Regions from separate parts of the Homo sapiens genome. Here all the other regions are linked to region 1. The links are chromatin contacts, found by Hi-C or POLR2A ChIA-PET in ENCODE. All regions are on one chromosome and are shown on one strand. The core of a region is the stretch at or near the end of the contact, and the rest is flanking DNA. Distances in the headings are between cores, read along the strand shown.

Region 1 (3,047 bases), core at 254-2,753:
TAAATTTCAAACTCCAAAATAAATATTTCTATGAAGAGTTTTAATACACAATGGCAAAAGATAAACTCTTCTGGTTTAGGCAGTTTTTGTTTTAGCAGACTATCTAAACACAGCTGCTACAACTTCCAATAAACAAAGAGTAACACTAAACCACCTGTATTCGGATACTCGGATTCCTTCTTGGAAAAAGAGCATCTTTACCCTAGCTATCAGAAAATTCCATACCAAATAGTAAGATTTTTTTTTTTTGAGATAGAGTCATGCTCTGTCGCCCAGGCTGGAGTGCATGGACGCGATCTCACTGCAACCTCTGCCTCCCGGGTTCAAGGATTCCCCTGCCTCAGCCTCCCGAGTAGCCGGGATTACAGGCGCCCGCAACCATGCCTGGCTAATTTTTGTATTTTTAGTAGAGACAGGGTTTCGCCATGTTGGCCAGGCTGGTTTTGAATTCCTGACCTCCGGTGATCCGCCCGCCTTAGCCTCCCAAAGTGCTGGGATTACAGGCGTGGGCCACCGCGCCAGGCCTGTTGTTGTTTTTTAAATAGAGACAAGGTCTCACTATGTTGTCCAGGCTGGTCTCAAACTCCTGAGCTCAAGCGATCCTCCTGCCTCGACCTCCCAAAGTGCGGGGATTACAGGCGTGAGTTACCGCGCCCGGCTGTAAGATAGTTTTTTCATATCCTATTAAATATATATAGCATTGCAACATTTAACTTAGCCTAACTCCTACAGCTAAACATAAAACTTGCTCCCGAGTAGCAAACAATTAAAATGGTATCAAATTATGTATTAATCGAAATTCTATTAACTGAAATATGAAACACCTAAAGCCCTCAAAATGGGCAAACGTTGCGTGGTGCAGTCCCAGACCCAAGCTTCTGGGAGTGAAAGGTGCACCCGCGACCTTGCCTTGCTGGCTGGCTCTGGGACTCTGCGATAAGCCGCCCTCCGGTTGTCTGCGATAGCTCCTGAAGCAGGAGAGTGTCTTTCCCACCCTCCGCCTAACAGGCGGTATCTGACCCTTCCAGGCAGCAGCTCCCCAGCCTCCGGCTGCGCTGGGGCCCGGAAGGACGAAGCTTCCCGGCAGAGAACCTGGGCAGAGGCGTCCGTTGGGTAGGCGGCCGCGACCCGCTCGCTGCTTCTCCCCTAGTCTTCGGGTCCCTTGAACGCAGGTCGCTTGTTTGCCTTACGCGTAGTCAGCGGCCAGTGGCTATTTATGGCAGTAAGGAATATTATCCACATTTCACATGGAGCTTAGAGGACAGGGCGAGGGTCCACACTCTCCTTACTGCGCTCTGCCGCGGTCCTGCCCCGCTGTGCCCTCGCGGCCCCCTTAGAGCCACTGCCGGCGCACGCGGTCTGCAGACAGCAGAGCGCGGGCGCGCACAACTAAGCATGCGCCGCGGCCGAGCCGTCCGCTTTAAGGCCCTCCCCTCCCGCACCCGGCCCCAGGAACCCGGGGCGCCCCGGATCGGGAACGTGCGTGATGACGCACGTGCGCGCGAAGACGTGGGGACGCAGGCGGGTCGTAGAGAGCGTGAGTTTCCGCGTCTGTTTGGTCCGGCTGCTGTCGTTGGTTGTGAGCGGCATCTCTCGCCGTTTCCCCGGGCTGCGGGAGCTGGCGGCCGGGCTGGGGCTGCTGGGCGGAGGTCGGCGCCTCCCGGGGGGCTAGGGCGAGGGAGGCATGGCGGGGCTGGAGGCACAGCCTCCCCGTCCGGGGCAAGTCCGAGAGCGGGGAGGGCGTTTCCTGGGGTAACTCCACCTGGGGTCTTGTCGAAGTTGCCGCATCTCCGCCGGACCGCACGGGAACGACGTGCCCACACTCGGAGGAAGGGGTTGGCGCTGAGCGAGTTTAAAGGGTTCCTTTTGAAAGCAGGAAGTTTGAAGTGACGTTGCATCAGCAACAGAGCATGCAGTTTCAGGTGCTCTCGGGACAGCTTTCAGTTTCTCAGAACAAGTCTAAGCCTCACCGCAGTAATAACTTTTATTAGAGGACAAAAAATCCGCCAAAGTAAACCCTTTCTGTCCAACCCCTAAAAACCTTTGGATAAACGTTTACAAGAAACGGATCACAGCCTTATTTGTTTTTCTAAACTGAGCATAAACTCTTTTGAAGACTCAGCGTTACTGTCAAAATGAATGAGTGCCTGCCTAGTTATGATTCAATTATCGAGGTGTTTGGGTCTCTGCAGTACACTCAGTGACTCCCAGGCTTTTCTTTTTTCTCTTTGAAATTGCTTATTAGAAGGCTTTATCTAATTTCTCACAGTTGTGTGTCTTTTTGAGGTAGTTCTAATAAACTTTAAAGGCTTCTGGTTTGCTGCAGGCCTGCCGTCGCTGTGGAAAGCAAGTATTCTTTCAAAGAAGAATAGAAGTGCATTGGTTTCTAAATAATCCCAGGACGCTAGGATCAGCATCACTTGGGAACTTCTTGGAAATGCACATTTTGGGGTCTTATCCCAAACTTACTGAATCAGAAATATATTTTAACAAGCCTTCCAGTTGATACCAATGCACCTGGACGCTAAAGTTTGAGAATTAATGGCGTAGTGATAACACCCATTGTGGAATCACATATAATGGAATTTGAATTGAAGTAATTCCTAGATGGAAAAACTTGGACATGTTACCTCACAGGGCTGGAATATGAAGATGCAAGAAAAATGTTTAACACAAAACACATAGAAAACCCTCAAAGATGTTATTAAGTAACTTATTAGAACTGCATAAAATAAGTACATAGTTTGTGCTGGAAGGATTCTTCAGCGGGGTAGATATGAGCTGTAGCGCATGGATATTGGGACTGCTGCTTAGAGGGTATTTTGTTTACCTCGGGATTCTCAATTCTGTGTAGTCAAGGTTGTTGGATGCAGGATATTCAGTTAAAAGTTAAAGCAGTGCATACTAATGCTATTGTGGTTGTAGGATTTTTAAGAATAGCATTAGTATTTATGTTGAAGAGTAGTTTTTAATTCTTTGGCCTTCTGATCTCTTCAGCTTTGTTTGGAGACAGTCTCTTTCTGCCACCCAGGCTGGAGTGCAATGGT
Region 2 (2,827 bases), core at 314-2,813, 580 kb after region 1:
CAGCCTGGGCGACAAAGTGAGATTCATCTCAAAAAAAAAAAAAAAAAAAAAAGGAGGGATAGAAGGTCTTGTGTTATTAAGACATAGAAGAAAAGTTAGTTGAGAATCTCACTGGCCACACCCCAAGAGGGGACATTTGGCCACTGCGGGTACATTGGGTGGTCTAGGGAATTGGCTGGGTCTGGGACACACTTGTTAAGCTCCTGAAACTTAGAGTTGAACAGAACAACAGCAGCTAGTATAACGACTTGAAAGGTCCTTTGATGAATTTTAATACCTGGACGCATAAATATTTGTGTTTGATACTTTTAGGCATCTGAAAGAAGTGTCTGATTTCCTTGCTAAGGGATTGGCCTCAGGAACAGATGCATACCAGTGTTGAAATTCTCCTCAGCCTCGTGACTGGCAGTGATTCTTGTGTATCTGCCCTCTGCCTGTGTTGGAGCTGCTAAATTGTAAGAATTTGTAAGTTGGTAAAATACTTCTAAAAACCCTCAGCTCCATAAATATTTTTAAATTTAAATTTAATTTTGTTTTAGAGATAGGGTCTTGCTATATTGCCCAGGCTGGTCTCAAACTCTTGGGCTCAAAGCATCCTCCCATGTCAGCCTCCAGAGTAGCTGGCACTACGGGCACATGCCTTGCTTTGCTCTTTAATTTTTTTTTTCTTTTTTTTTTGAGATGGTCTCTTGCTCTGTCACCCAGGCTGGAGTGCAGTGGCACAATCTCAGCTCACTGCAACCTCTGCTTCCCAGGCTCAAGCGATTCTCCTGCTTCAGCCTCCTGAATAGTTGGGATTACAGGCATGTGCCACCACACTTGGCTAATTTTTGTATTTTTAGTAGAGACGGGGTTTCACCACATTGGGCAGGCTGGTCTCGAACTCCTGACCTCAGGTGATCCACTCGCCTTGGCCTCCCAAAGTGCTGAGATTATAGGTGTGAGCCACCGTGCCTGGCCAGCTCTTTAAATCTTAACGTAGTAACACCGTTACTAATTTCTCAGCTGCTTTTCTGAGTTTAACAATTTCTGACTGAATGCTTTATTTATAGGTTGACAATTCTCAGTACCCCTAGTCAGCCAAATGTGTCTCTCTCCACAACAGAGACTCACCTTCTCGTGGCTGCAAGCTGTGCAGCTGAAGAGGGATTCTGGAGAAAGAAGGGGAATCCTTTTGTTTGGGTCTATTAATGCTACGCAATGTGCCTGGGTTCTTGGAGGGAGACATATCCCATTCTTCCTTATTCCCTCCCATTGACTATACAGGAGAAACTGTATGGAGCTTACTTCAGAAAAACTATTAAGTCCCAAAGATGTGAAGTGTTTTGAATTTTATTCAAGTCCAACCTTGCAGGGCAACAACTCAACACAGCCATTCCTGCTCTTTCAGGAGAAGCCACAAGTGTGGGAAGACAGGCAGCTAAGTCTAGGGCACAGACAAATTAGTCATACTGTCTGCTTAGATCCTGAGGGCCTGCGAAACCCTCAAGGTTTCCTGGTGTCATCTTAAGGTGCTAGTTATTCCATTCTGGCTGCCTTTTGATTCATTTGGTTTTCTGCCCACAGGCAAGCAGAGGCGAAACCAACCTGCCAACTCTTACCTCAAACCCATTGAGAGAGACCTGGGGATTTCCTAGGGTTTTATTTTTACCTATTGCTCCCCAAACAGAAGTTCCATTACACAGAAGCATTTCTTTTTTTCTTTTTCTTTTCTCTTTTTCTTTGAGACGGAGTCTTGCTCTGTCACCCAGGCTGTCATGCAGTGGCACCATCTTGGCTCACTGCAATATCTGCCTCCCGGGTTCAAGAGATTCTCAAGCCTCATCCTCTCGAGTAGCTGGGATTACAGGTGTGTGCCACCACATCCAGCTAATTTTGTATTTTTAGTAGAGACGGGGTTTTGCCATCTTGGCCAGTCTGGTCTCGAACTCCTGACTTCAAGTGATCTGCCCGCCTCAGCCTCCCAGAGTGCTGGGATTACAGGCATGAGCCACCGCGCCCGGCCACACAGAAGCATTTCTCAGTGCCTAATCTAGTTTGCATATCAACTATTATGGAATAAAGAAACCAACAAGACCTTGCATTGCACTCCCTGGGTGGGATGACATATGCCTATCAAGGCCAGAGCCTCCTGAAACCCATCTCTTATTTCTGTTGGCACTGCTCCCACCCAGACAGAAATGAGTTAGAGTGAGGCATTCTCCCTAGTAACCACGGGAAGTAGGATTTCTCCCTGCAGAGGAGCAAAGGAATAGAGGAATGAATATCTTTGACTCCTACTCCTGTTCACCTTATGGGAGTCTTCTCTGATCCCCACAGCTAAAACACCGTCACTTCTACCCCATTCATCTTTATGCTCTTATCTGGCTTTATCTTTCCTGTCTTTTCCCCCACCAACACTTACCTCCCCCCTGCCCTAGAATGTGAGCCCCCTGAGCGCAGGATCTGTCTGATTCATTTACTGCTGTATCCTCAGTGCCCGAAACAGTATCTGTCCCATTTCTGAGTGCACAAAAAAAAAATCTGTTAAACAAATAGGGGACCTCTACTATTGCCAGGCACTGTGTCAGACCCTGTGCATACACTATACATGTGACACAGGTAGGTGTTAGTGGCATCATTCTACAGATGAAGAACCCAGGGAGTAACAAAGGAGGTGACATAACTTCCTCAAGGTCACACACTTAGTAAATAGTTGAGCATTTACTGCCTCTAGAGGGTCTATCCTCTAGAACTTGATCCCTTTTGTCAAATGCAAGAGCTAAAGAATTGTCGAGTAGAGTGTGTTTCATTCTTGAAACCATCTCAGTTTTCTACCTAGGTAGAA
Region 3 (2,733 bases), core at 174-2,673, 980 kb after region 1:
ACTTTTATTGTTAAATTTCCTATTCTGCTGGGCACGGTGGCTCATGCCTGTAATGAGGTCAGGAGTTCAGCCTGGGCAACATGGTGAAACCACGTCTCTACTAAAAATACAAAAATTCGCTGGGCGTGGTGGCACGTGCCTGTAGTCCCAGCTACTCAGGAGGCTGAGGCAGGCGAATCGCTTGAACCCAGGAGGCGGAGGTTGTAGTGAGCCGAGATGGTGCCACTGCACTCCAGCCTGGGCAACAAGAGCAAAATTCTGTCTCAAAAGAAATTATAATAATAAAATAAAATAAAATTTCCTATTCTTCCCTTCAATTCTGTCAGTTTTTGCTTTCTGTAGTTTGGGGTGCTACTGTTAGGTATATATATGGTTATAGGTTTTACATCTTCCCAATGGGTTAATTTTGTGTTACCATGAAAGTCCCTTTTTATTTCCGGTAACATTAAAAAAAAATCTATTTTGTCTGATATAGGCATCACCAACTCCAGTTCTCTTTTGTTTACTGTTTGGTATACCTTTCTTTTGATCCTTTTACTTTCAACCTATTTGGGTCTAGTGGAGAGTTCTTATACTGCCTTAGGTTAGGGATTCATATTACATTATCATCATTAGTACTGTTATTTGACATTTGCTGTGCTGACTAGCTACTGCTGATAGGTTTTCTTTCCTCAACAATTCTGAGGCTCTATATTGAGTTATATTAGTACATCATCATGGAGAGTTAAAGGTAGGTAAGGATTATTTTCTGAACTGCAATATTGATTAAAGCCATGTGAATGTATAAGATTCTTAGAAGAGTTGACATTAAATCAAGGTGAAGCTGAGGTTTGAGCCTTACTTAAAGGCTGATATTTTCCACTCTAACTGCGGACAGTACTGTAGCACTGTTATAGTACCTGCTCTGAATGTTAGTCTAGCAACTCAGGGTCTTCTTCATGACAGCTGAACCTCAACCATGTGATGGTAAATGTGTAGCAGAGTATGCCTGGCATCCCACCTGCTCCTCCTCCCCCTCCTCCTTGACTGGTTCTGGAAAGCAAATAGGGTGTAACAATAGGAGTTCTGGAATGTTCCTGTGTGGGGCTGACCTTTGTATCGCTGTTAATCCTCTATTTTCAGACACAAAAATGATTAAGTTAAAACTGGATGAAAGTCTTTTCTGGGTCACAGGGCTGAGCTGCTTTTGCTCTTTGCAAATACAAAGAATTTAACAGGATTCTCCCCTTCTCAACTTCCTGTCCCCCACCCTGACCTTCGCACCTTCCCAATATGAGGAAAAAGCAGGAAGTTTTCCTTGCGGGTTTTTTTTATGATGACATGATGGGGCCAGTTGATCAATGGGGAAAACCCCATGTGGCAACACGCCTTCTGTGTACATTCCCAATATTTGCTATAAATAGGGCCATCCCAGGCTGCTGTCAGAATATAACAGCACTCCCAAAGAACTGGGTACTCAACACTGAGCAGATCTGTTCTTTGAGCTAAAAACCATGTGCTGTACCAAGAGTTTGCTCCTGGCTGCTTTGATGTCAGTGCTGCTACTCCACCTCTGCGGCGAATCAGAAGGTAAGTGTCGCTCTTTCCGCTAGCACAGAAGAAAGACTATTTTCATTTTCCTTTTAGCCTTGAGCTCAACTGGGGGTCCCTAAGGGATGGAAAACTGTTAGGAAGTATACAAGAGGTAGTGATGGAAGTTGTCTGCCCATGGTGGAGTGGAGGAGAGAAGAGTTACTGCTGCGGATCAGGCTTTCCTCTCTGCTGTCAATCTCAGCAGATTTGGGGAGTGGTGGGCTCTTAGAGATCCCTAAACTTCAGGATAAAGCCAAAGTGATGTTTCTGGGAGTGATATAAAGTGTGTAATGTTACCAGTAGATGGGGCCATTTTGAAATGTAGAGAATCCTCCTGTGTCCCCAACTTTCGTACCTCCCAACTTAATAGTTTTGGTAAAGTTCAAAACTCATCCTTTAGAAGTAGATTATAATACCTGACATCAACATCCCCACAAGGCATGGGGGACATTGCTTGCCAACTTTAAAATAACATTAATCCCTTACCTTACAGCATGTTGTAATCTGACTCGGGAATGTCCAAGTATTGCTTTATTGCTCAATAGTCACACAACACTTTTAGCAACAGGTGCATTCCTAAAAATGCACATTGAATTTTTTTTTTTTTCTGAGGCAGGGTCTAACTTCATCACCCAGGCCAGAGTGCAGTGGCATGATTACAGCTCACTACAGCCTCAACCTCCTGGAGTCAAGTGAACCTCCAGTCTCAGCCTCTTGAATAACAGGGACCACGGCCGTGTGCCACTCACCTGGCTAATTTTTTTACATTTTTTTTTTTTTTGTAGAGACAGGGTTTCACTGTGTTGCCCAGGCTGGTCTCGAACTCCTGGAGGCAAGCAATCCTTCCTCCTTGGCCTCCCAAAGTGCTGGGATTACAGGCATGAGCCACCATGCCCAACCACATGTTGAACTTTTATGAACAAAATTAAACATTCCTATTAATTAATAGGACAATTTCAAAGTGTTTTCACTCCTATAAATCATATTTCCCTTTGTAGCTCTATTTCTCAATACTTAGTAGCCAGATAATAGATTAAAATCTGCCAATTTATTCATTTTCTGCTTTTGGAAGTTTATCTACATAAGGGTTCCTTCAAGCAGTAGGGAAGGGGCTGCTCATATTCTTGAATGATTATAGTGAACTGAAATGAAATATTGTCA
Region 4 (2,700 bases), core at 87-2,586, 950 kb after region 1:
GTCATCTCTGGGGACACTCCAGTTTCTTAACTCTTGAGCATCGTGACATCCTGTTCTTCTGCCTGGATGATCCACAGCTGAACTCATACGGCTCCCACCTTCTGTAGCTGCTGTCCACTCCATTCCTGTCTCACCTCAGGTCTTGATGCAGTCCCCAGTCTTCCTTGTCCCATGGTTGTCTACTGAGGCCAAGGTGCTGTGTGAGAAACACAGCAGTGCCACTCAGGAATGTCTTGCGCAAGGTGGATGTCCAAGACTCTGCTGCTGAAGTTGTAGCAGGCAGCATCCATGTGTTCATCCTCCCGCATTGTTTCTTCATTTTATTTTATTTTTCGAGATGGAGTTTCGCTCTTATTGCCCAGGCTGGAGTGTAATGGCACGGTCTTGGCTCACCACAACCTCCACCTCCCAGGTTCAAGTGATTCTCCTGCCTCAGCCTCCTGAGTAGCTGGGAATATAGGCATGTGCCATCACGCCTGGGTAATTTTTGTATTTTTAGTAGAGTGGGGGGTTTCATCATGTTGGCCAGGCTGGTCTGAACTCCTGACCTCACATGATCTACCTGCCTCGGCCTCCCAAAGTGCTGGGATTATAGGAGTGAGCCACCGTGCCCAGCCTCTCCCACATTATTTCATTCTGTACCATGTTGTTGCTGAAGGAGCATGAGCTCTAGTGCCAGGCAGACTCACGTTTCCATCGGGGCTCTGGGACTTACTAGCTATGTGGCCTGCGGTAGGACATAAATTTTTCTGAGTTTCAGTTTCTTCATCTGTAAAGAAAAATGGGTGTGAATACACTTACCTCTCCCAGTTGTTGTATGGATTGATTTAGAAGGTGTAGACAGCTTCACTGTTCACAAGATTCATGTGATTCTGGTATGAGTAGTTTCCAAATATTCTGAGAGACACAGGAGTAAATAATGGATTCAAAAGTCCCTAGCCTGGGATTTTTTAATGTTATGAGTTAATATTTGAAAATCACTAACAAAAAGGTCTGGAATAAAAGCCATGTTAGTGTTATGTAAATGTTGTTTAAAAAAGGAAGTTCCCTTTCTTCTTCCTTCTATATAGTAAGGATCTTGAGCTATTGACTGAGGTTTCAAAGTGAAGAAATGGGAAAAACCATTTATATGGGGTTGCTAGTCACACCAGGAGTTGGGGGCAATGCCCACCTTGGTTGGATTCTACTGTGGTAACAATGGACCCCACAAGACAGCCAGAACTTCAAACAGCATGGAAGAGGTGGTCACTGTGCTAGCTGAGAAGTGAAACTTCATTGCGCTTTTGAAGAAATTCTGTCACCGAAACGAAAGAAAAACTAAGTGGATAGCAAGTAGAGTTCTGCTTCTCAAAGCGTGTAGTGATTCCCCTCCCACCCACGTAGAATAACCACATCTCAAGCACTTTCTTAAAGATCCCTGACTGTCTGACTAGAATATCCTCCTTGTCCACTCAATGTTTTTTTTTTGAAACAGAGTCTTTCTCTGTTGCCCAGGCTGGAGTGCAGTGGTATGATCTTGGCTCACTGCAACCTCCCATGTTCAAGCGATTTTCCTGCCTCAGCTTCCCCAGTAGCTGGGATTACAGGTGCCCGCCGCCATATCTGGCTGATTTTGGTATTTTTAGTAGAGATGGGGTTTCACCATGTTGGCCAGGCTAGTCTTGAACTTTTGACTTCAAGTGATCCACCCATCTCAGCCTCCCAAAGTGCTGGGATCACAGACGTGAGCCACCGCACCGGGCCTGTCCACTCAGCTTTAATCCTAGCATCGAGACCTTTTCTGTTATCTCATTTTTTGTCCCCTATTTCACTTTCCCAGATCCATATAACACCAGTGAGAAATAACCCCAAATACCTAGGGAGAAGTGTGATCTCACTGTGTTCACTTTTTCCCGAACATGAGCTCCACGATTGTTTCCAAACAGTAAAAGCAGTTTCTCCTTTTTATCTCTTCTGGTAAAGCTGCAGTTGGGAAGCAGAGAGGTTTGGCAGAGTTGATGGGACCTTTGGGGTGGTTTGTTTCCTATTGGAAAGAAAATGAGGGTAGGAAGCTGCTGAACAAAGAGTCTCTGCCTTGCCTTTGCAGGGCTGCTGACCCTCATAATGGGCAGAAGCTACTGCCAGCCTGCTGCATAGAGCTGTCTTTGCAGATTTAATACTTTAGTGAGGGGCTAGGGGCCTACTGCTGAGCCCAGGATATAGTCAGTTACTAAACCTTGCGTCATGAAGCCAGCTGGCAAATCTTTAGTTTTGTTCTGGTTAGATGTGACCATGACTTTGGTTTTTATTTACTTCTCTCTTTTGTATAACTATAAATATTTTTAGACTGGGTGCTACACAGTTAAGTCTGTATATATGATTTGCATTATCCAGTTTAGGCCCAAAGTCAGGAAAATTGCTGCCATGCAAGATGAGTTGACATGTTCCTGTTTTTGTGGCTAAGAAGCTTTGGTATATAGAATTAGAAAAATGCTCTCAATAGCAAAGACTTGGAACCAACCCAAATGTCCATCAATGATAGACTGGATTAAGAAAATGTGGCACATATATACCATGGAATACTATGCAGCTATAAAAAAGGATGAGTTCATGTCCTTTGCAGGGACATGGATGAAGCTGGAAACCATCATTCTCAGCAAACTATCACAAGGGCAGAAAACAAAACACCGCATGTTCTCACTCATAGGTGGGAATTGAACA

The links. Hi-C counts contacts between places; a loop is a spot of excess contacts on that map. ChIA-PET counts read pairs that join two places held with the same protein, here RNA polymerase II (POLR2A). Pooled maps may share reads with other maps.
Region 2: a pooled map shows a loop between it and region 1 (9-fold over the local background). The contact joins the enhancer-like site here to the promoter of RHBDD1 in region 1. A Hi-C loop is called at or near these places in 2 of 37 single-sample maps with no recorded cell type and 9 of 50 pooled maps.
Region 3: a loop to region 1 is called in a map of endothelial cell of umbilical vein, with 8 times the contacts of the local background. The contact joins the promoter of CCL20 here to the promoter of RHBDD1 in region 1. A Hi-C loop is called at or near these places in 1 of 168 maps with a recorded cell type or tissue (endothelial cell of umbilical vein) and 8 of 50 pooled maps. POLR2A ChIA-PET finds 5 or more read pairs at or near these places in 3 of 52 experiments (Caco-2, activated CD8-positive, alpha-beta T cell and activated T-cell).
Region 4: a loop to region 1 is called in a map with no recorded cell type, with 5 times the contacts of the local background. The contact joins the enhancer-like site here to the promoter of RHBDD1 in region 1. A Hi-C loop is called at or near these places in 1 of 168 maps with a recorded cell type or tissue (ascending aorta), 2 of 37 single-sample maps with no recorded cell type and 5 of 50 pooled maps.

The regions. Positions count from the first base shown.
Region 1 is chr2:226,834,551-226,837,597 of GRCh38, forward strand. RHBDD1 (rhomboid domain containing 1) reads left to right here and starts at 1,504. Exons shown (of 9, transcript NM_001167608.3): 1 at 1,504-1,537. RefSeq lists enhancers at 823-1,117, 957-1,026, 1,867-2,016 and a silencer at 1,287-1,816.
Region 2 is chr2:227,409,993-227,412,819 of GRCh38, forward strand. No RefSeq gene overlaps it. Among named protein-coding and RNA genes, the nearest start is that of SCYGR1, 23 kb to the left of the region's middle. RefSeq lists an enhancer at 1,618-1,817. Within about 2 kb of position 1,564, at least 4 of the 41 ENCODE cell types and tissues checked have a DNase peak (open chromatin) inside an H3K27ac peak, as active enhancers do.
Region 3 is chr2:227,812,419-227,815,151 of GRCh38, forward strand. CCL20 (C-C motif chemokine ligand 20) reads left to right here and starts at 1,424. Exons shown (of 4, transcript NM_004591.3): 1 at 1,424-1,569. The coding sequence starts at 1,494.
Region 4 is chr2:227,782,300-227,784,999 of GRCh38, forward strand. No RefSeq gene overlaps it. Among named protein-coding and RNA genes, the nearest start is that of CCL20, 30 kb to the right of the region's middle. Within about 2 kb of position 1,337, at least 5 of the 41 ENCODE cell types and tissues checked have a DNase peak (open chromatin) inside an H3K27ac peak, as active enhancers do.